Regions from separate parts of the Mus musculus genome. Here region 1 is linked to region 2. The links are chromatin loops, found by intact Hi-C in ENCODE. Cell type or tissue: heart. All regions are shown on one strand. Links, peaks and the distances in the headings refer to the core of each region. The heading gives the core; the rest is flanking DNA. Region 1 holds the start of Nod1 (nucleotide-binding oligomerization domain containing 1). Region 2 overlaps Mturn (maturin, neural progenitor differentiation regulator homolog (Xenopus)).

Region 1 (11,187 bases), core at 1,001-9,000, 270 kb after region 2:
TTTAATCTTCTGGGAATTGGAATAACACACATAAAATTTCACCTTCTCACAGCTTTCCTAACACCAAAGACATTTCTTCAGTAATGTGTGACTGTCTTAGCTCATGGCACATGGCTGTGAAAGCATCCACACTGAGCCATCAACTACCACAATTACCTCTTCCAACCCTAACCTATGTGGTGGTGACAATACAGCAGAACAGCAAGGGACATCTCCATTCTAAAATACGTAGCAACAGAAAGAAATATGTGTTGATATGTCTACTATATCTATATATCCATATAGAGATGTATAAGGATATATATCTCTATAGAAAGAGTGATCTCTACATATAAACAGCTAGACATAGACATACAGCATAAACATATAGGTATAGACACAGATATATTCCAGCTGCTCAGAAGGTTAAAGTGCTACAACCCAAAACCTCTGTAACTTAGTGAGATTCTGACTCAAGATTTTAAAAGTAAGAAGAGGGCAGGGTTATAGCGCAGTGGTCGAGCTCTTGCCTAGCATTTATAAAATCTTAGGTTCAGTCTCTCCAACACAGTCTCTATCACGCAGCAATGATGTACCAAGACCTGGTGCTAATCAGGTGCTCACTGGATTATTCCCTGGGCATTTGTCTTCAATCATGTATCACTCCTTTAAAATATAGCTTTCTGTTGTTTTAGAGGGAAACCACTTGGCACCAAAACAAATTCTAAAGCGAGTTTCCTGAGTAGTCTGTTGGTTTTAAGAAAGGATGGTACTTCATTCCCTTGTTGGCTATAAAGAAGTGGATCTCTTTTAGGGACTCTTCCATCAAAGGCCAGGATAGGGCCCCATCAGTTTGCAGCCCGTTCCATTGGTTGGCAGTAAGGCAAACAGGGAGGGTGGTGGCAAGCCTGCTGTGGCTGACTCTGCAGAGGACTCTCTGCCCAGTTTGGTGCCTGCCAAATCCAGATGAAATTCAAGTTTAAGTAAGCATCCAGACCAGGGAGTCTCGTGCTGGCCATTATTTTAGCCCTGGCTGAAATCCATTAGTTAATTGAAAAGACACCACTTCTCTTACTACAGGGTCAAGTTTAGATGAAACAACTGCTCTCTGAGCCTCCATAGGTACAGTCACAACATGTAGGTGGCTAAGAGCACACTGCTACAGGGCACGCAACTAGCTTTCCACAGAACAGCAAAGACAACAAGACTGGAAATTTATGAAATGCCTATAGCTCATTGTGGTAACAATTCAGAACGAGTACATACATGGTTTCCTAACTTCATCTTGTCTAAAACCTTCCAAAGGAAAGGGGTAGAAGAAACTGTTATTCAAATCCTAGGAATCAAATGCCTTCCATTTCATCAGTGAACCCTTCCTTTGGATAAAAGACAGAGCCTTGGTATTTTTGTTGAAGCAAATATCAGTGACCACACAGACTCTTATAGACACTTGACCTCGTGCCTCTGTGGCTTTACAGTTTATATTTTGAATGTCTTATCTAAACAATACTATCACCTATGCTCTGGTAGTGACAGTCCCAACAGAATGAGGCAGCTGGGTAGCAGTTTCAGCTGGGAGGCAGGCATCAGTACAGGCAGGACTTGGAATTCTCTTCTACTGATTCCTGACTGTCTTTGATGAACGAGTCCCTGGCCAGGAGTCAAGAGGAGAACAAGAACGCTGGGTACGATATCTCAGGCTATTGCCAGCAAGAGAGCCATGTGTGCAGCATAAATTGTGAGTCCTGCTGACAGCCCACCTTTCTTAAGAATATATTTGGAGCCGGGAGTGGTGGCGCACGCCTTTAATCCCAGCACTCGGGAGGCAGAGGCAGGCGGATTTCTGAGTTCAAGGCCAGCCTGGTCTACAGAGTGAGTTCCAGGACAGCCAGGGCTATACAGAGAAACCCTGTCTCGAATAACCAAAAAAAAAAAAAAAAAAAAAAAAAAGAATATATTTGGTATAGAAGAGCAGGAGAGTGGGGCTTTAAGGGAGACAGTTTCTGGACACACTCCATCATAGTGGCTATACCAAATAGATAATTGTCTTCTAGTAACAGAGCCCCTGCCAGGGACCATAAGGTGTGGGGTGGATGTTACCTTAATCTGTATTAAGCCTCACTTTGTCTAGACTTTACCAGTAAGAAAAGAGAGGCTCGAAGGGATCATTTTGAACTTGCAGCCAATCACATCACTCAAGTGACAGAATCAAAGATTGGAACCAGGTTTACTGGGTGTATGTTCAATAAAAACAAAACTCTTGTGACCTTTGCAAGGGTCCTCCCTCTCCCACCTCTCTGCCTTGGGTTTTTAGTCTGCCTCTCTCCTGGCCAGCATACCTGTCTGTTTTCCAGTGGCTCCTGGATCACAACTACCACACAGATCTCTGCTCCCAGGTACAACAGAGGAACCTCTCCTCTCCAACAGATGTCCTGGAAGTTACCCATACACTCCAGGTATCCTTAACATCTAAAGCAGGAAGGCTGCTTTTAGGAAGGCAATCAGACTCCATTCTATACCTTTGGCTTCACCCTTAAAGGATGGAGGGCACTTGTCAAGGGTTCTCTGGCCTCCCGAGGCAATTTCGAACACCAATAACTTAGGCAAATAACAAAGGTGCTTTGCAGTCTGTCCACTTTTATGCTTTTTACAGTCTATGAAAACACTGCACACTCGAGGACTTTTTTTCAGTTTGATATTCGGGCAACTCTGCCAAGCAAGCATTGTCTTGCTTCCTTCTTTTGTATCCCATGAAACTCAAGGGAAGTTCTCCTTTGGCTCCAGGACCATAGGAGGTTCCTGGAAGCAGCCAGCCTGTCTGCAGCACGCGCTCAGGAAGGTCCAGGTCAGCAGGCACTTTCTTTTGAAGGCTGCCTGCCCATTGGTCTCAGACTCCTAACCCTACGTGCACATTGGAATCACCAAGGGAGCTCTGAAGCAATAGTTTAGACATTCCGACAGAATTAATTTGTCGAATAGTCTGGGTGTCTGGATTTGCTACACTTTAAGTTGCAGGCAGGCGGGCTGAAAACGCAGGCCTTAGATCACACTGGGATCTTGATTCCGCTGATCTCTGAACTAGGGCTGCATCTGACACTCTGGGTGAGGGGTGGGAGGCGGGGGTCTCTCCCCTGGAGTTTCAGCCAGAGCTCTTCCACAGCAGCCTTACATTTCCTCAGCTGGTTACAGAGCCTGCGGGCGCCAACCCCCATGACTTACCAAGTTGGCAGGACTTTGGCTCAGTTGGCCCTGGAGTACGGTGACTCTCAGCAAGGGGATCCGGGGACTAGGGTCGCGGATCGGGCGGGACAACAGCTGGGAGGGAGGGCGCTACCGCTCGCGGTCCGGGATCAGGAGCTGGCTGTGTCTACGGCCGGCCGCGCCTGGGCTCGGGTGGGCTCCGGGGAGGGAACAGGGCGGAGCGGGCGGAGGAGGCGGGGACCATCCGTAGCGCTGCCCCCCTGTCTCGTTTCCCGGGAAGGAGCCGCCGCACACTGCATCGGACGAGCGGCCACTGCGCAGTGGGAGTGGGCAGGCCTCGCAGTTCGCCCAGGGGTGACACCCTGGGAACTCGTCGTGCCAGCTCTGCCACGGCCGCGGAGAGCCAAGGCCCGCCCCCTGAGAGTGCCACCCAGCGCCTGTAACCACAACCAATGCCGGGACCCGGGCAGAAAGGCTGTTAAACTAAGCAAACTAAGATCAAAATAAGATTCAGTTTGATCTACTTTCAGAGACGGAGACTTTCTCCTCCTCTGTCGTTAAGTCTTCTCTTGACCACGAATATTCTAGAGCCTTTTCCTTTACTGTAAGGAATTACGTAAAGGAATTAACATGTTAATAAACCGTCCGAATAAATATTTTTAAACGTTTTTGACAGTTAAACAAAAGTGCTTTGAGATTTTTGGCCACATGTAGTCATGGTTATGAAAACTCGCATGAAGTTGACCCTCTGAGAAAAGCAAAACCGAAACTGCAAGAACTGTGTTCTTGCATGCGTGAAGGCCTCCCTCCTCCTGCAGTGTGCTGCAGTGCTGCAGCTAAGTGACTGAAAGGAAAACTTTGATTCTAAGAGCCTGATGTGCTAAGACGGAGCCAGAACAACCGTACTGTGCACCTGCAGGGCACTGTTCATTCTTAGCCTTCTGCTTTTTGCTTAGACTATTATTTACATTTTTGGGGACAGCTGTTCCTTACTTGTTATTTTGGACTTTTTATTTTGGGATATTTGTAAATTAATAAATAACTGGAGGAAATAATGCAGATTCATGTACCTGTAACTCAATTTGCCCCAGTCTTGAAGAGCTACAACACAAAAAAAGCTATGGTAAGCAGAAAACAGACTACTAATAGAGTCAAGATACAGAACAGGTCCACCCCAAGCAACCTTGTTCACCGTCCCACCCTGTGCTCAGCCTCTGGCAACCACAAACTTGTTCGCATTGCTAGAAATGTATCAAGACTTTTAAAATAGATGGAATCAGGCTGCACTTTGGAATAACATTTTAAAATTCTGTATTACATTTGTGTGTGTTTGGGTGTATGAGTACATACATATTATGATGCACATGTGGGGATCATAGAACAATGGCAGGGCTTGGTTTTCTCTTTCCACCATGTGGCTTTGGGGCATAATTGAATTCCGACTTGGTAGCAGGCACCTTTACCCACTGAACAGTCCTACTGGCTCTAGTATTTTGCTATTTTGTTTTCATTTAGTATAATCCTAAGAGGATTCACCGAGACCATTGCTTGTATCAATAGTGATTCCCCTTTAATTATTTTCCTTGGGCAGTATTCCGAAGCACATGTTCCTGTAGCTTTTTGAAATACTGCTTACCTTTTTGGGCTATTTTCAGCCTTTGGCATCAATTTCTCAAATGCCTATTCATCTATCTTCTGAAATAGCTAAACCATTTAGCATTTCCACCGTTGACCAGCTAAGTGACTGCTTCATAGCATATCACCAGCTTCTGGTGCTGTCCCATTCCATCTTGGCCATTTGGATAGTTGTATTGCCCTCGTGAGACACTGCTGTGGTTTTAGCTTGCTGATGACGTGGACTTTTCACGTTTGTCTACATGCCACCTGTATCTTCTCTTGAGGAAAAAATGTCTGTGTGTCTCTTGTTCATTCACCTAAATGTTGTGTGTTGAGAGTGTGGCTTGTAAATATTTTCTCCAATTATTTGCCTTTTCTTTCTTCTTCTTTCCCTGCTTCTCTTTTTCTCCCTCTCCCTCTCCCTCTCCCTCTCCCTCTCCCTCTCCCTCTCTCTCTCCCTCTCCCTCTCCCTCTCCCTCTCCCTCTCCCTCTCTCTCTGACAGGCTTTCAGCTGTCCTAAAACTCACTATATTGCCAAAGATGACCTTAAGCATCTCCTTCCAAGAGCTGGGATTGAAAACCTATGCCAGCATGGGCAGACACCATGAACCAAACTCAGGGCATGCCAGGCAAGGACGGTTAGCAACCAAGCTATATGCCTGAGCCCCCTGCCTGCCCTTTCATTTTATGAAGTCCAGCTTACTCATTTTACTTCGATGGGTCATACATTTGGAGTTGAGTTTGAACTCTGCCAATTCCTAGATTTTAAAAATTGGCAGCTACCCTGCCCCTAGAGGCACTGCTGGTGTGGCTGCTGTGTCACATGGGAGTCAGTAGGTGGCAGAGAAGAGAGAGGCTATGTCTATGCTCAGTGTTCTGATCTGTGAACTGAAGGATTACTAGCCTAACACGTGAGCCTGAGATGACCACCAGTCTAGTGTTGCAAAGGCCCAGATGGGTCCTAGGGTGAGGAGTGAGCCAAAGACTGGACGAACTCTGCGTGGGACCCTGGAACTGTGGGCACCAGATAAACAACCCTCCTATGGAGACATGTGGTCCGGCCTGGGCAAAGAGCAAGTCCAAGATGGCCACCAGTCGGGCACCAAGCAGGCCTGGAGGGGAGAGGGGCAGACCATGCCTGAGACAACCCATGCCTAGTATCATAATGCACAGGCAGGACATAGCACTCCTGAGACCACTGCTGAGATGACCCCAGACACACAGAGACCCTGGACACCACCAAGAAGAGCACGTAAGTGGTGGAGAAACGGAAGAGAAAGAGAAGCAGAAGGATGTGTGCACAATGAAGAGAGGCAGAACTGGAGACTGGAGGGTAGTGAGGAACAACCTGATGTGAGTAGCTAGGACCTGGGACCTGGGACCTGGGACCTGGGACCTGGGACCTGGGACCTGGGACCATGGTGAGGTCCTGGCTGGTGATGCCACTGGAGGCCATGTCTGGATCCATGGCTCTGCAGCAGCAGAGGGTATGTTACCACCAAAGGCCCCACCCCTTGCTTGAGCATAATGGGAGAGTTGGTGGGGGTGGGGGTGAGATTAGGAGAGCTGACCCCTCCCCTAGCCAGCACTTAGAAGAGCTTCGACATTGCCCCCACCGTCACAACTCGTCACATTGCCCAAGAAGCACAGTAGAGCCAACCCTGGATTAGGGAATTATGGGTGGGTGAGTGGGCCCAGAGGGTGTGAATGTGAGAGAGCTGGTTGGTAATTTGTCTGCCACATGGTGACAAGGACCAGGGAGAGATGCCTTCCCCCACTCTCACCCCTTGCCACCTATGTCAAGCAGGGGTGCTGGCCCCTGGGTTATGAGAGTGGGAGAATTGGCCTCATCCCTCCCCTGCTACAGCCCTTGGGAAAGTGGGCCCTGCACCCTGCCTTGGCAGCACAAGAGAGCTGGCCCTGATGGTGTGAGTGTGGTTGAGCCAGCCAAGAGGGCATGAGAGCAGGAGAGCTGGCTCAGCCCCTTGCTTGTGACAGCATTGGGTGGCCCATCCAAGGCGAGGCAGAGGAGCTCACTCCAGTGGTGTGGGTGCAGAACTGGAGGGCTGACCAGCTCATCTACCTCTCAGGCCCAGATCCAGAGCTTTGAATTGGCACACCCCAAAATCTATCCCATTGAAGAACTGCGGAATCCATAAAGGGGCTGGTCCTACAGATCCAAAACTACACGATCTCCATGACACAGGGCAAGGTATCCAAGAGGAATCTCAGTGAGGTTCCAGTATTGATGGTGTAGAAGAAGCCAGAGGCCTCAAAGCAGACCAAGGACTCATGAGTCCATTTGAAAGCAAAGAAGTGTGGACAAAAGGGTTTACTGTGACACACTGTGACACACTAAAGCTTCCAGAGTGAGATTTTTTTTTCCTCTCTTGGGGGAAAGTTGCAACGGTGGAGGGCAGGTATTAGGAGAGAGGGAGATGAGTGGGTTTGGGGTCCATGGATGTGAAATTCACAAAGAAACAATAAAAAGTTTAAAAATTGGCAGTTACATCTTTTTTTCTAGTAATTTTACAGGTTTGGGATTCTATTGTTTGTTTGCTTTCCTGAACAGGGTCTTGTTATATAGCCCAGATTGGCCTCATACTTGTGGTCCTCCCCAAGTTCTATGCCACCGTGGCTGGTTAGGTTATAGCCGACATTTACTCTTAGAATCTAAAATCCTCCCTCTTCTTATACAGTGTGCCATTTATGATTCAGGATTGTTTGCTACAAAGGTTCTCCCATTAAGTTACTTTGGCCAGAAGTCAGTTTGGTGTATTCTTGTGGGTCCTTCCCTGGGTTCTCTGATCTCCCCCATCGCTCTGTGTACTCACCCTGCTCCATCACTCTGTGTACTCATCCTGCTTCATCATTCTGTGTACTCATCCTGCTCCATCGCTCTATGTACTCACCCTGCTCCATCACTCTGTGTCCTCATCCTGCTTCATCATTCTGTGTACTCATCCTGCTCCATCGCTCTGTGTACTCATCCTGCTCCATCGCTCTGTGTACTCACCCTGCTCCATCGCTCTGTGTACTCATCCTGCTCCATCGCTCTGTGTACTCACCCTGCTCCATCACTCTGTGTACTCATCCTGCTTCATCATTCTGTGTACTCATCCTGCTCCATCGCTCTGTGTCCTCATCCTGCTCCATCGCTCTGTGTACTCATCCTGCTCCATCGCTCTGTGTACTCACTCTGCTCCATCGCTCTGTGTACTCACTCTGCTCCATCGCTCTGTGTACTCACTCTGCTCCATCGCTCTGTGTACTCATCCTGCTTCATCATTCTGTGTACTCATCCTGCTCCATCACTCTGTGTACTCATCCTGCTTCATCATTCTGTGTACTCAACCTGCTCCATTGCTCTGTGTACTCACCCTGCTCCATCGATCTGTGTACTCATCCTGCTCCATCGCTCTGTGTACTCATCCTGCTTCATCATTCTGTGTACTCATCCTGCTCCATCGCTCTGTGTACTCACCCTGCTCCATCGCTCTGTGTACTCACTCTGCTCCATCGCTCTGTGTACTCACCCTGCTCCATCGATCTGTGTACTCATCCTGCTTCATCATTCTGTGTACTCATCCTGCTCCATAGCTCTATGTACTCACCCTGCTCCATCACTCTGTGTCCTCATCCTGCTTCATCATTCTGTGTACTCATCCTGCTCCATCGCTCTGTGTACTCATCCTGCTCCATCGCTCTGTGTACTCACTCTGCTCCATCGCTCTGTGTACTCATCCTGCTCCATCGCTCTGTGTACTCACTCTGCTCCATCGCTCTGTGTACTCATCCTGCTCCATCGCTCTGTGTACTCATCCTGCTCCATCGCTCTGTGTACTCACTCTGCTCCATCGCTCTGTGTACTCATCCTGCTCCATCGCTCTGTGTACTCACTCTGCTCCATCGCTCTGTGTACTCATCCTGCTCCATCGCTCTGTGTACTCATCCTGCTCCATCGCTCTGTGTACTCACTCTGCTCCATCGCTCTGTGTACTCACCCTGCTCCATCGATCTGTGTACTCATCCTGCTCCATCGCTCTGTGTACTCATCCTGCTCCATAGCTCTATGTACTCACCCTGCTCCATCACTCTGTGTCCTCATCCTGCTTCATCATTCTGTGTACTCATCCTGCTCCATCGCTCTGTGTACTCATCCTGCTCCATCGCTCTGTGTACTCACCCTGCTCCATCGCTCTGTGTACTCACTCTGCTCCATCGCTCTGTGTACTCATCCTGCTCCATCGCTCTGTGTACTCACTCTGCTCCATCGCTCTGTGTACTCATCCTGCTCCATCGCTCTGTGTACTCATCCTGCTCCATCGCTCTGTGTACTCACTCTGCTCCATCGCTCTGTGTACTCATCCTGCTCCATCGCTCTGTGTACTCACTCTGCTCCATCGCTCTGTGTACTCATCCTGCTTCATCATTCTGTGTACTCATCCTGCTCCATCGCTCTGTGTACTCACCCTGCTCCATCGCTCTGTGTACTCACCCTGCTCCATCGCTCTGTGTACTCACTCTGCTCCATCGCTCTGTGTACTCATCCTGCTTCATCATTCTGTGTACTCATCCTGCTCCATCGCTCTATGTACTCACCCTGCTCCATCGCTCTGTGTACTCACCCTGCTCCATCGCTCTGTGTACTCACTCTGCTCCATCGCTCTGTGTACTCATCCTGCTTCATCATTCTGTGTACTCATCCTGCTCCATAGCTCTATGTACTCACCCTGCTCCATCGCTCTGTGTACTCACCCTGCTCCATAGCTCTATGTACTCACCCTGCTCCATCGCTCTGTGTCCTCATCCTGCTTCATCATTCTGTGTACTCATCCTGCTCCATTGCTCTGTGCACTCATCCTGCTCCATCGCTCTATGTATTCAGTCCTTCACCAGCAACTACATCGAGTGCCCATTTTATTGCCATTTTTAAAAATCCCCTTACCTATTTCACTTTGTCAGTTTTAGAAAAATGAATCATGTTACAATTTTGACAGCAGATTTGTTGAGTCTGTTCTGGGTCAGGGGAGAGCAGACAATTTTACCATGGATCATCCCCATGAACATTATCTTTGGATCTTTCAACACTTGACTGTTACCATTTGTCTTCCATCCTTTTATGCCCACCTTGATTTCTTTGTTCAGTACACACACTGTTCATACTACTGTGTTTTCACTACATATGCTGTTCATAGCTTTCCAAGAGTTACACTTAAGCATTTCCATGGTTATCCATTTCTTTTTTGGCTATTATTTTGAGATAGAATTTCATTGTGTGGTCCACAGTGGCCTTGAATGCACAATCTTTCCCCTCCCACCTCCCAAGTGCAATAAATATAGGCACATACCATTATGCATAGCTAGTATTTTCTTTCCTTTTTTTTTTAACCAATTGTGTACATGAATTACAGAATTACAATGTTCCAGCCCAAGTGGGAAATTGTTGTGTTACTTAAGTTAAATATATAGAATTACTATATGAGCCATTATCCTGCTCCTAGGTATAAATCCAAAATAATTGAAAAGTAGGACTCAAAAATATGTGTGCATAAATGTTCGTGGAAGAAGTATCTGTCGTAGTTGGAAACGAGAACCGTCCAAGTGCCCATGATGGGATGAAGGCTAAACAAGTGTGGCGCATGAACACAGCTCATGCTATTCACAAAACAGATGTGGAGTTCAGGTGCCTACTACAGGGAGGCTGAAGCTCCAGGACACCTCACTAGAGGGTTGATACAAACAGGCGCCTGTCTGATACCACTCCCATCCCCATAGACAGGGACAGAATGGAGTTTCACAAGGGTGGGAGAGTGGGCAAGACTTTTGTACCTGGTTTCACTTGGGAGGTGACATAAATGCTTTGGAACTGGAGGTGGTTATAACACTGTATAAAATGCCAACTGTCCACTTAAAATGGCTATTTCATAAAAATATAGCTACAGCCCTGCAAGTGGTATTTTCTTAGTTGTTGTTGTTTTTAGTTTATGTGTATGAGTGTTTTGTCTGCATATATATATATATATGTATATATATATATATATATATATATATATATATACATACATATATGTGTGTGTGTATGTGTGTGTGTGTATTGCACACATATCTGCTACCTGTGCAAGCCAGTAGAGAACATTAGGACCTGAGGATTTAGGAACAGACCCCAAATCCCCTGGAAGAGCTCTTAAACTCTTTTTCTGTAACTTTTTGTTGTTGTTGTTGTTTTGTTTGTTTGTTTGTTTTGTTTTTCGAGACAGGGTTTCTCTGTATAGCCCTGGCTGTCCCGGAACTCACTTTGTAGACCAGACTAGCCTTGAACTCAGAAATCCGCCTGCCTCTGCCTCCCGAGTGCTGAGATGAACTTTTGCTGTACTGGGACTGAAATGC
Region 2 (11,187 bases), core at 1,082-9,081:
AAAAGCATGACGGAGGAGAAACGCAGCCTGCACTGTTTGTGTACCTTTTAAGTGTCCGTAAGTGAAAGGCTTCGCTTAGAAAGCATGAGTTTTCATATCTAGTCATGCGCATGCGCATGAGCAAGCGCAGAGGGTGAGGGCGGCTGAGGCTCCTTCAGGGAGTTCACCACTGTCTGCGTTGGTTCCCCGGGCGCGCAGCCGCCAGCCACTGGTCAGTGTAGATGCTTCCTGGGTGTTTGATAGTTTTTTTAAAGCATGCTGCTTCCAAAGCCGCTTTTAAATTCTAATAGTGGAAAGTGTAGATGGGGTGAAAGATGTAAACGATTGGTTTCTTGACACTGTCTATAAGCCTGCATATGAAACAGTAACCTTTTCTCTTTATGACGAGACGGCAGCTTACTTAATCGTGAGAACAGCCCGGATCTGAGCAAGTGCCCCTTAAGCTTTGAAGCCATAGGTAAATCTAACAGGAAAAGAAACTAGGATAGAAATATTAATAAAATGAAATCATTTGCTTTCCTAATCTTTTATTCTTTAGAGAATGTCAAGAGGGGCTCCCAGTGAGTTAATTTATTTAAAATTATAATTAATTACTCTAGGGGACCTACTTGCAGTGAAATTTTTAAAGGGACCTGAAAGTAAGAATCTTAATTACGAGATCGCTTGGGTTGCAAGAGGGTGAGTTAATGATCAGGACACACAGACAACTCCCAGGCGTGACTGCTCTCATCATTAGCCAGTAAGTACTTAGCAAGATATTCTCTGATGCCACTGTGAGACCCTTCCACGCGTGTCTCAGGTTCTCATAACTTAGGGTGCAAGTGTCCCTTGACAGTGCTTGACTGCTCTGTGCATCGAGTGTGGGCGTGTTTCAAACGCACACCCACACCACTTATGTTGCTGGTATTTTAAATTTAAAAAAGAAGGAGATGATGAAGAAGAAGGAGATGTCCACGACCACTTGCGCTGACAGGAGCTTGTGTGGATGGCCAGCGTGTATGGGCATTCTCTGTTTAATGCAGGGGCAGTTCGAAGAGTCCCATGCTCCTTGGTGTATTGTAGATTTCAGCTGCTGGGTGATGTCACACACTGGTTTCCATCTGTGCTTTTGTACCTGTGTGTTTTATTGTCTGGAAGAAACTTACTAATACCAAGCCAAGTGAGTTCTCTTGAAGTAGCCCATTAGCAATGTCACACTGAGTGCTCCTTCCAGGGTGCAAGGTCCAGCCTTTGAGTCCTGCCCATCGCCCCACTTTGTGAGCATACAGCAGGGAGAGTGAGCTCTCTGTCTTGTAGGTACTGTCCAGGGCAGGTAACCTTCTTTTACATATGGTTGGTCACACAAATATATGGCTTTTATGGCTAAATGAGGATGCCTGAGCAGTTTGCTCCATTCTGAGGTAACCTGCAATTTTATACACAGAGGCTTCAAATCTAAATTTACATGTGTTTGAACATTAATATAAGATGAATTTTTATCAAAAATGTATTTAAACTTTGACCAGATATACTCGGTGTTATCACATTAATGTTCTCTATTTGTACAAGTTGAGCTAAGACCCCCTCCTAGTGGTGCAGCGGGCTGCTAAAAACTCTCCTCTTCTGCCCAGGGGTGAGGAAGAGAGAATATCCCTGGATGTGGTTGATTTCCACGGCAAACCCCAGAGGCATCCACACATCCATCGTCCTTGCCAGCCTCCTTCCCTCTGCTGTTGTGTGTGTCCCTTCCAGGGTGGGCCTGTGCGCACACCCGAGCCTACCCGTTCCACAGTGAGACAGATGTGACCCCTCCCAGCCTGCGGAGGCAGGCATTCTAGTGGCAGCCATAGCATGGGGGAAGGGTCTTTGGGAGTTAGGAGAGACACTTGCCTTTGACTGCAGGACTCTGATAAGTCATGTGACTTCTCTATGAAACAGGGCGATTTACTCTTCTAGCTTTGAACACTATCCTAATGCAGCTGCGTAGGAAAGGAAGTGTGTGTTCAGAAGAGCAACAGCCCAGGACACGGAGGGACATGGGAAAGAGATACTTTGTAATTTTGCCAAAGATGGTGTCTTTAAGATGCTGGCCATGCAGCTACTTTAGAATATGGTGGCCAGCAGATATCCAGATCCCTGGAGCCTGGGGTGGGCTCTATCCCAGGCAACTGATGAGATTCTGTCACTTTGAGAGGTGGGTAAGCAGAGGTCCCAGAAGATGGCTTGTCTCGGTTGAATGTCAGTGTCAGGCAGAGCCGCTCCTCGCCCCACTATGCTGAAGGGTTTGGAAGTGGTATGCAGGGAACCCAAGAGGGGAGACTAGTGTGAAGACTAGCTGGAGGGGAATGGCAGTGAACACTTTGCTTGTCCTATCACTCAGGAAAGTGACAGTGAAGGCTTGGTAGGTAGCAGACAGAGACAGTGAGAGCAAACATACAGGGAAGGACTGATGGCATGCTGACCGATGTGACCAGCTGAAATCTGAACTAGCCACTGACAGCACTCAAGAGGCGGATCCTATCACTGAGTGATCCACGGAGACATTTTCCTCCTATCTGTCAGGTTACTTTCCTCTGCCTGGTGATGGCACTGAGCCAAGCAGTCTTCAGACATCGAAGAACAGAGCCAGGGCGCAGCGTGAGGCCCAGTGCAGTGCCTAGCATCACTAGGGTTCAGTCAGACCGAAGGGTCCACTTGGGACTCCTGGGCTCTCTGCAGCACAGGGTACATTCTGTGTTTCCATGACCAGAGCACAAACTGTCTGCTACGTGAGGAAATTGTCCTTCATGCTAATGCCTGAACTAGGTTTTCAGTGCGCTTAAGTCAGACTGGGTCTGGGGCTACCACCCCTGCTCAGTATAGGCAGAACTGTTCTGTAGCACAATGCATGTCTCTGAATATTGTTTCGGTTTCTTCTCCGAGCACAAAACGTATGTTCAGGGTGTCGTGATCCCAGACTGGAACTTTTAGTTGTTGCATGTTAAAACTCACCAGTTGGGAAACAGTTGAATCAAATCTGGTTTTTTTTTCCAGTGAGAGGAACGTAGGGATGGGCAAGACTTAATGTGTGTTGGGAGCAGGTGGACAGGTGCAGTGAAGAGTTAGGTCTCCATCCATCCGAGTTGTAAACAAAGCACATAGCCCACCCACACTTACCTTCTGGGACACAGGACGACTTGTGTCCTTGGCTGTCTCTAGAGAATTGGTTGCTTAGAGGATGCTGGTAATGGCTCTGTGACTTTCATGATGCCCCCTGCCAAGCCAGAGGCACAGCAAGTGTCCTGCACACCTGGTGGAATTCCTCCCCTTAAAAATAAAATCAGCCGCTTGCCAGGGGAGCTCGCCTTCAAGAGTACTGGCTCAAGGGGCTGTGACAACAGAGTGTGGGCCATACCTGCTCTCTCCTCCACTGGTGCTCTGGTGTCAGTGAAACTCAGGTGGGGGCTCTTGTCTCTGGAACAAACCTTGAGGGAGATGCCATGCATGGCTTCTTGCATCCTCTCCAGAGATGCATAAAATGTATTTACATTAGAAACACTCCTCCTTCATACAAACCAAGTCACTTTGGTTTGATGGTAGCTAGCGAGATGTGAGAAGCTGAGGTCTTTTAGGTTTCGTACAGAGTAGGTTTTGTACAGAGTAGCTGTAAAACTTGCTGGGACGCTGGCAGCCTGTGGTCCACGGCCATGACCTGGAGCATTTCCTGTTAGAAACCCCATTCACCACACTGCAGGCTGAGAGGTTCCGAGCAGTCAAAGGTGTGTCCCAAGCTACATAGGAATTCACGTCCAGTTTGATTAGGACTGTGTTCAAGTCGTCTGGTATTGGGGGAAAGCTGACAGTGTGCGCTTCATAAACAACCTTTCCCTGGGCTTTCCTTTTTGTATCTCAAGGTTCTACCTTAACCAGAACCTTTTGAACTGGCAGAGACCAACGCTCTATACACATGCCAGCTGTCTAAAAGGCACTAAAATAAATATTCAGTGCTGGGCAAATCCGAACCCAGCTTTCAGACCAGTGCTTATTTGTGTACAAGTGAGATTTCTCCAGAGAAGCAAATCAGAAGGAACAAAAGCAAGGGACTTTGTTGTTTGTTTCTGTTTTTTATTTTTATTTTTAGACAGTGAGTTTTTCCTGTGTGATGTGTGTGCTTTCTTTGAGTCTGTATTTCCTTTCAGAGAGCTCTCTTGTAAATGACAAACTGTGAAATGGGTTGCCAAAAACTGTGTCCTTTGTTAGATGCTTCAGAGGGAACTGTGTAAATTCTCTCTGCACCTTGTCCCATCTGCTTCCTCCTCCCTCCCATGAGAGCAAGGACCACATCCAAGGATGTAATTACCATACGCTTGCTATTAAAGAGCCTTCCAGCCCTGGTGCTATTTGTCGTCTTTACTCTTTTCACAGATTCGGGTTACAGAACACTGTGTGTGATTTATAAAGGAAAAGCCAGGGCACTGGGGCGGGAGGGAGCCGTTACATCAAAGGTGGGATTGAAGATTGGTAATTCACGCGTTTGGGAACTAAATGCTCTCTGGCTAGTGTTTAGCAATTTGTCACCTCCCTTTAAACTAGTACTGGTTTCATATGGGAGAGTTTCTTTCTGCAAACCTAGTGAGGAATGCTTTGTGCCACAATTAACAATCTCTATCCTGCACTCGGCACCTTGCTCTCAGCTGCCTTGATTCACTAGACAAAGGCATGTCAGAAGGAGCCCTGAAAGCTGACAGCCAAGTCTCATTCTTTATTTAAAGATCCAGTCTCTCGCTTCCAGTGAGGGGGTCTCTAAACTCGAAAACGGCTTAGCAGCCCCAGCTTGAGGCTGTGGTGTTTAATGTCATTGGAGGTCCTTGGTCTTGACCGAAGATTCCAAGTCCAGAGGAAAGCTGTGTGTGCACATTCTAAGGTCCTCTGGTCAAAAACTGGCTCCAGAAGGGCCATGGAGACAGATTTTTATCATGAGAAAATTCCTGTTTCTATGACTTGATCACACAGGCTCGGCCTTACTCATCTCTCCTCTCTCCGCCCTTAATCTCTGAAATCATCTGGCAGGAGGAAGGTTCTGGCCTAGACAGGTCCCTCCTTGACAGTCTGTATGGCGCTACTCACCACCGCCCCCTCCCCCAGCTTCCCACCATCCTTTTGATTTCTCATGGGTAAGAGTAAGCGTGGGGACCTCATTTCTGATTTCCCTTGGGGGAGGAGCATCAGTAGAACACCTGCACAGCCCTGCTGTAGAGGAGGGAGTGCCACAAGGTCCCATAAAGCAGTGATGGTGACCCGCCGGCCATGCTTTCCCAGGATCCCCTTTCCAGGGAAGATCCACAGCTGTGTATTAGCTCAAACGCTTGGAGGTGTCCTCCTGCCTTGCCGAATACCCCTTCTCTTTATAGTAAATCACAGGATTCAAACTGCAGCAAAGATGGTAGGACGGGGTTCCTAGCGTAATAAACACTCTTGTTTCCATTGTGAAGTCAGCCAGGTGTGGTGGGTACCTCAATATCCTCAGGGCTTGCTGAGCACACATGGGTGGATTCACAACATGAGGGAAAAACAACCCACACCCCAGTATTTGGAGACTCCAAGGCTGGGTATCTAGCCCAGAGTCCTGCTGAGTTAGTCGACCAAGTATTCCTTTGTTTGTCAGGATTAGCCGTCTGGTAGCTTGGAAGCAGGGTTGAAATGCTCCTGGAACCAGCTGATACTTTTCCTTTTGATACCCTAAGAGGCACAAAGCCCCTCCGAGTCTCTAAAGCACCTTGCCCCTTTTTTGGAATGGAAAACAGTGCCGTTTTAAAAATAAAAAATAAAAATAAAAATAAAAATAAAATGGGCAAGCTATGATTAGCAGCCAAAGAAGAAGTGTGAAAAGAACCTAGCATTTTGTTTTCTAGGGAAACAGCCCCAAAGTGGATGTAGATGCCAAAGTGATGTGGGTCCTCCGGGATGTCTTTTAATTGGAAGCCTCTAGAGGTCAGCACAGTATAAACAAAGGACTTCCTAAAGCAGAGGCCACACACCCTCCTAACTGGTACAGCCCCAGGGAGCAACCAGCCAGGGTGGGGCAGAAAGGCAGTTGGCACCCAGAGCACAAGAGACGAAAATGTGATTCTTCAGTGCAGCCTGCTAATCTCTGACTCCAGTTATTTTCTGCCCTGTCTTTCTGATCTATCTCTGCGCTCCCTCGACCGTGTATCAAACGGTCTGCCGATTGACAGCTGAAACAACAGCTGGCTTACATCTTGTACTGGGCAGACTCAGCTCAGGACACTTTCTGCTGCTGGTCAGCCTGTGGGATTTGCTACTGTGCCTACACTGCCGCTGTCCATGGGCTTGGAGGAGAACCTAAGACAGGTTGTGTAGAGCCTGCGGGCGAGACAGATGAGGAAGGATCAGATGGGCGTGGCTGACTAAACTGCTGGACACCAGGACTCCAAGCATAAGGTGCAGAGCTTCAGGCAGGGATGCCTCAGGTTTCACAGGACATGTCTCCAGTCCTAAAAGGAAGTGGGCGTCTGGAGTCCCCCGGAAGCTTCCACAGGAATGTTTTCTCCCCTTTTCTGTTGTCTGGTCTGTTTAGGTTTTCCTTGTTCCTGCCTCCCAAGGAAACATAACCTACACCACAGTCAAACGTCATTGAATATGGCTCTTTGGCAGGGACTGGAATACACCCAGGACACAAACATGGAGAAAGGATAGTGACAGAAACATGAAAATATTCCCCAGACTCCCCAGTAAAACATTTTAACACTTTGTAGCTTAGTAACTTGACTTGACTGATTAGATTTCAAGACAATGGCTTTTTGATCCTAATGAGTGTAGACTGCATGGTGTAGTTCCTAGTTCCAGAATAGCCTGGTGACTTTCCAGTCCTTGTTCTCATGAATTAAACAGTGCTAAGTGAGTAGACTCTAGCTGTATGCGCCTATTACACACTAAACCATTTTTGTTTCTGTTTAAAAAAAAAAATACAGGGTCTCACATAGCTCAGCCTGGCTTTCAGCTAGCCTTGTAGCCAAAGGCCTTGGACACTTAAGTCTCCACAGCTTGCCCAATGCTGGGATTGTTACATCCTAAGTTTCTTTTAATTTCGTTCCTTTTCTCAATAGTTTTTGGGTAGGGATGTGTGTGTGTGTGTGTGTGTCTGTCTGTCTGTCTGTCTGTCTGTCTACTGTCTTTTTCAAGATGACGAAACAGAGGCATCGAGCAATTAAGCAATTTTCACAACATCACACAGATCTAAGTGCATAAGGACTGACTTTCAGATCCAGGCCACCTGGCCCTGAGGCTCTGAAGCTCTGAAGCTCTGCCCACTACTCCACTCTCCCCAGTAAGGTGGGTTCTGCCTTCATTCTAAGCATGACTGGATGAGGGGGTGGGAATGGGACAGTGTCCTTTTCATCAGCTCTGCAGGGCCTGAGCACCGGATGGAATGTTGACAATGTTTCATCCTTGCCCTGCCCTTGACCAGAGATTAGGTCTGCTGCTGGACAACATGAAAATAAAGTTTCCAATCTTCAGGCCCTGGCACAGACTAGCAAGCAGCTAGAAGAAAGGGCTTTGAAGAGAATGCTTAGGCCTGGTCAAGGCTAAGGAAACAGCCTGCTTGCCTTCCCTCTGTCCTCCTCATGGCCCTTCACTGGGACATGCAGGTGCTTATTGCCTTTCTTCCTGATGGAGAGCCTTCCCTCCAACTCCCCTGAACATTTGTGCAGCAGAGATCCAACCCCTCAGCCAAAGTACAGAAGCAGGGAGACAAGGCTGCCCTCCAACCTGGGTCAGGTTCCGTGGAGTTCAACACTCACTTGTCAGCCTTCACAGTGTGCCCAGACTTAGCCAGGTGTAGTCCAGCAAGACCTGGCACCTTGCTTCCCCAGTGACAGGAATGCACATTTGTCATTTTAAGCCTTGTGCATCGGCAGTGGGAAGGACCCCATTTCAAACCACATTCTTTTCACCTTTGAGCTGGCTGCATGCAAGGTTCATTTCTACAGATGCCCAGAAAGATGGTTGGGGCTCTGCTTATCTTTCTAATAGGGCCTGGGGATTCCTGGTAAATGACGATGGAGAATGTGCCAAGCCCCCAGCAATGCTTGTCTGGCTCCTGAAACGGTGGCACAGAGAGAGTGGAACTGAGAAGGTGTGCCTAATAAAGCGCCATGGTGACAGGAACATTCTAAGCACCATAAAGCGGGCCAGGTTTTCTGAGCGAACTGTACCACAAAGTTGCAAAGAAAGGTTTCTTTTCTGAGTCTGACTCTTAATTCCCACAGAAATTTGGTCTTTTACATCTTGGCTTCCTCTACTCAGAAAGGTTAAGGAGACACTTGACAGGGATTATAACAGATCCTAAAAACAGAAGCATGTGCTAGGAATGGTTTACAGGACATGCCTTTAAAACCTGACTGCTTAGGAGGCTGAGGCAGGAGGATCACAGTCCAGGCCACACTGGGCTCTGTAATAAGTAATGAGTTCAGAACCAACTTGGACAACTTAGTGAAACCCTAAGTCAAAGAAACTATATAGATGTAGATGTAGATATAGATGATATAGATATAGTTCATCCCCAGCTGGTTGATTATTATTTAAGAGATTGTGAAAGCATGAAGACCTGGCCTCTGCCTGTACAGATCTCAGCATTGTGGTTACTTACTGCACTCAGAATACACATAGGAGACACTCCCAGCTGAGCATGATCTGGGAAATCTTCAGAGTGAGAAAATTTGCTCAGTTAACAGTGGCCCTGATATTCAAAGAAGGGAAGCTCTTCAAGTAAAGATAGCTCCGGTGGGCATCCTGTCTCCACACCAGCACAAACCATAGGAAAGATGAGTTCAAAAGTGACAACCCCCCCCCCCCCCATGCATACAACTGGTTGTCTCCAAGATTTTAGGACACAGAGAAGCCACTTCTAGCTCTTCCCCATCCCTTCCTAGACACCCCATCCCAGTAGCCTTCCTCTTTAACTTCGGTGCAAGTACACATGTGTGAATATCAGAAGGGCAACTTTCAGGAATCTGTTTTCCTTCCACCTTCCTAACACAAGGTCTCTTATTCCTGCTACACGGCATACTCCAGGCTAGCTGGCCCCCACACTTCTAGGTGATTCTCCTGTGACTTAGGGTTTTTACTGCTGTGAAGAGGCACCATGACTTTTAATTGGGGCTGTCTTATAGTTCAGAGATTCAGTCCATTATCGTCGTGGCAGGAATCATGGTGGCATGCAGGCAGACATGGTGCTGGAGAAGGAGCTGAGGGTTTTGTATCTCAATAGGCAGGCAGCATGAAGACACAGTATACCACAGAGTCTGGGTTTAGTTTCTGAGACCTCAAAACCCACCCCCTAGTGACTCACTTCCTCCAACAAATCTACATCTACACAAACAAGGCCACTCCTGCTAATAGTGCCACTCCCTATAGACAAGTGGGGGCCATTTTCATTCAAACCACTAGATCCAGTCTCTAGCTCCCATCTCAGTGTGGGAGCGCTGAGTTTACAGTGCAAGCCATTGCATTTTTGTGGGGTTTGTGACCACTCTCTGGTTATCAGGCTTGCGCAGAGAACATGTCTACCAGCCAATCCATCTCATTGCAAGTGCATTTCTATATATTATATGGGTATTTTTGGCCATCCTAGAAGCATGTTTTCTCTTTGGTAAGTGGCATTGGAGGTTGAGTCCTCAGAGCAGCCCTCACAATACAGTTTCCCCAAAATAAAACTGGAAGACTATCCACTCTAGCACATACACAAGAGAAATACAACAAGCACAAAAGACAAAGTACCACAGCTCTAAATGTCTTGACTATGGATTTCAAATATACTGAAATAGCTAAAATGGAAGGTGATAATCTCAAAACTTTAGAAGAAAAATCAGTGACTCCATGAGATTACAAACGAGCATATGAATTATATCCAGGACACAAAGGGAGCAAACTCAATGAGAAAGTCAGTAAAATGGGTGAAAAAGCAACGTGAAAGAAAATCCAAGCAAGAAGTAGAGATTTAAGAAAACAAAGCAAATGCAAATTCGAAAATGAGAAACTCAGTGAACTAAACAAAAAGTAGAGTGAAGAGTTTTACCAATAGACTCAACAAAAAAGGAAAAATAATTATCAAGGTTGATGCACATAGTCAATGAAACACATCATCTGAGAACTCGGGAACACTCTCAGGAGACCAGCCCTAGAACCCATGGACTAGAAAGAGGGGCTAAGGTTAAAAACTGAAGGAATACATACCCATTAAAGGAAATAAAAGCAGAAAATCCCCCAAGTCTAGGGAAGGAAAAGGACATCCAGACAGGAGGCATACGTAATCCCAACTTGACATGATGAAAGTAGAAGCTCTCCACAACGCATCATTGGGATATAAAAAAGGGAAAGCAAAGAAACACGATTAAAGGATAAAAGGGAACTGTTGACACACCCACAAAGGCAAACATTCCAAGAAAACACAGATTTCTTATCAACAACCCTAAAAGACAGGAAAGTGTGGTCTATTTCAAACCATGAAAGTAAGTAACCCCCAACCAGCAAAGTTATCTTTTAAAATTGATGTAGAAATAAGGGCATTTGAAGACAAGAACAAACTAAGGTAGTTCATGATCGGCAACTCAACAATGCAGATGATACTTAAAGAAATACTACTATGCATAGAGAAAGAGAAAAGGAGATATCAGCCGTGAAATGAGCAAAGATGAACAAAGGTAGCGTGGGAAGTGTGCTGGATAGTTATATATCAACTTGACGCTTGTAAACTCATGTGAGAGGAGGGAACGTCAATTAAGAAAATGCCTCCTTAATATTGGGTTGTAGACAAGGCTGTATGGCATCTTCTTAATTAGTGATTGATGTGGCAAGGCCCAGCCCATTGTGGGTGGTACAATACCAGGGCTGGTGATCCTGGGTTCTATAAGAAAGCAGGCTGACAAAGCCATGAGGAGTAACTCAGTAAGCAGCATCCCTCGTTGGCCTCTGCATCAACTCTTGCCTCCAGGTTCCTGCCCTGCTTGAGTTCCTGCCCTCACTGCTTTTAATAATGAACTGCTACCTGGAGCTGTGAGTAAATTAAACCATTTTCTCCCTCCAAGTTGCATTTCTCACGGTATTTTATCAAGAAATAGTAACCCTAACTAAGATAGGAAGAAACCAGCAAATCCCTGTTACTAGCTGGGAAGAAAGATGTTGAAAACCAACAATCCAATCAACTAG

What was found. Hi-C counts contacts between places; a loop is a spot of excess contacts. Peaks named below come from ENCODE experiments on the same cell type or tissue, not always from the same donor. Only the 100,000 strongest peaks of a DNase experiment are listed, where the experiment ranks them.
Region 1: it touches region 2 in a loop (2.9-fold over the local background); 3 of 42 quality-filtered maps call a loop at or near these places.

Annotation. Positions count from the first base shown.
Region 1 is chr6:54,969,071-54,980,257 of GRCm38, forward strand. Nod1 (nucleotide-binding oligomerization domain containing 1) reads right to left here and starts at 3,542. Exons shown (of 12, transcript NM_172729.3): 1 at 3,199-3,542. It overlaps Gm24230 (a small nucleolar RNA gene), which reads left to right and starts at 5,581; the gene lies at 5,581-5,709. In heart, for the core only: CTCF peaks have their summits at 3,998 and 5,613 (motif pointing right); DNase peaks (open chromatin) are centred at 2,821, 3,451, 4,001, 6,741 and 2 weaker places; H3K4me3 peaks cover 1,616 bases; H3K27ac peaks cover 870 bases; H3K27me3 peaks cover 1,091 bases.
Region 2 is chr6:54,699,498-54,710,684 of GRCm38, forward strand. It overlaps Mturn (maturin, neural progenitor differentiation regulator homolog (Xenopus)), which reads left to right. Exons shown (of 3, transcript NM_001289740.1): 3 at 1-4,358. Among named protein-coding and RNA genes, the nearest start is that of Mturn, 23 kb to the left of the region's middle. In heart, for the core only: a CTCF peak has its summit at 5,943 (motif pointing right); a DNase peak (open chromatin) is centred at 6,074; H3K4me3 peaks cover 689 bases; H3K27ac peaks cover 642 bases; H3K27me3 peaks cover 4,092 bases.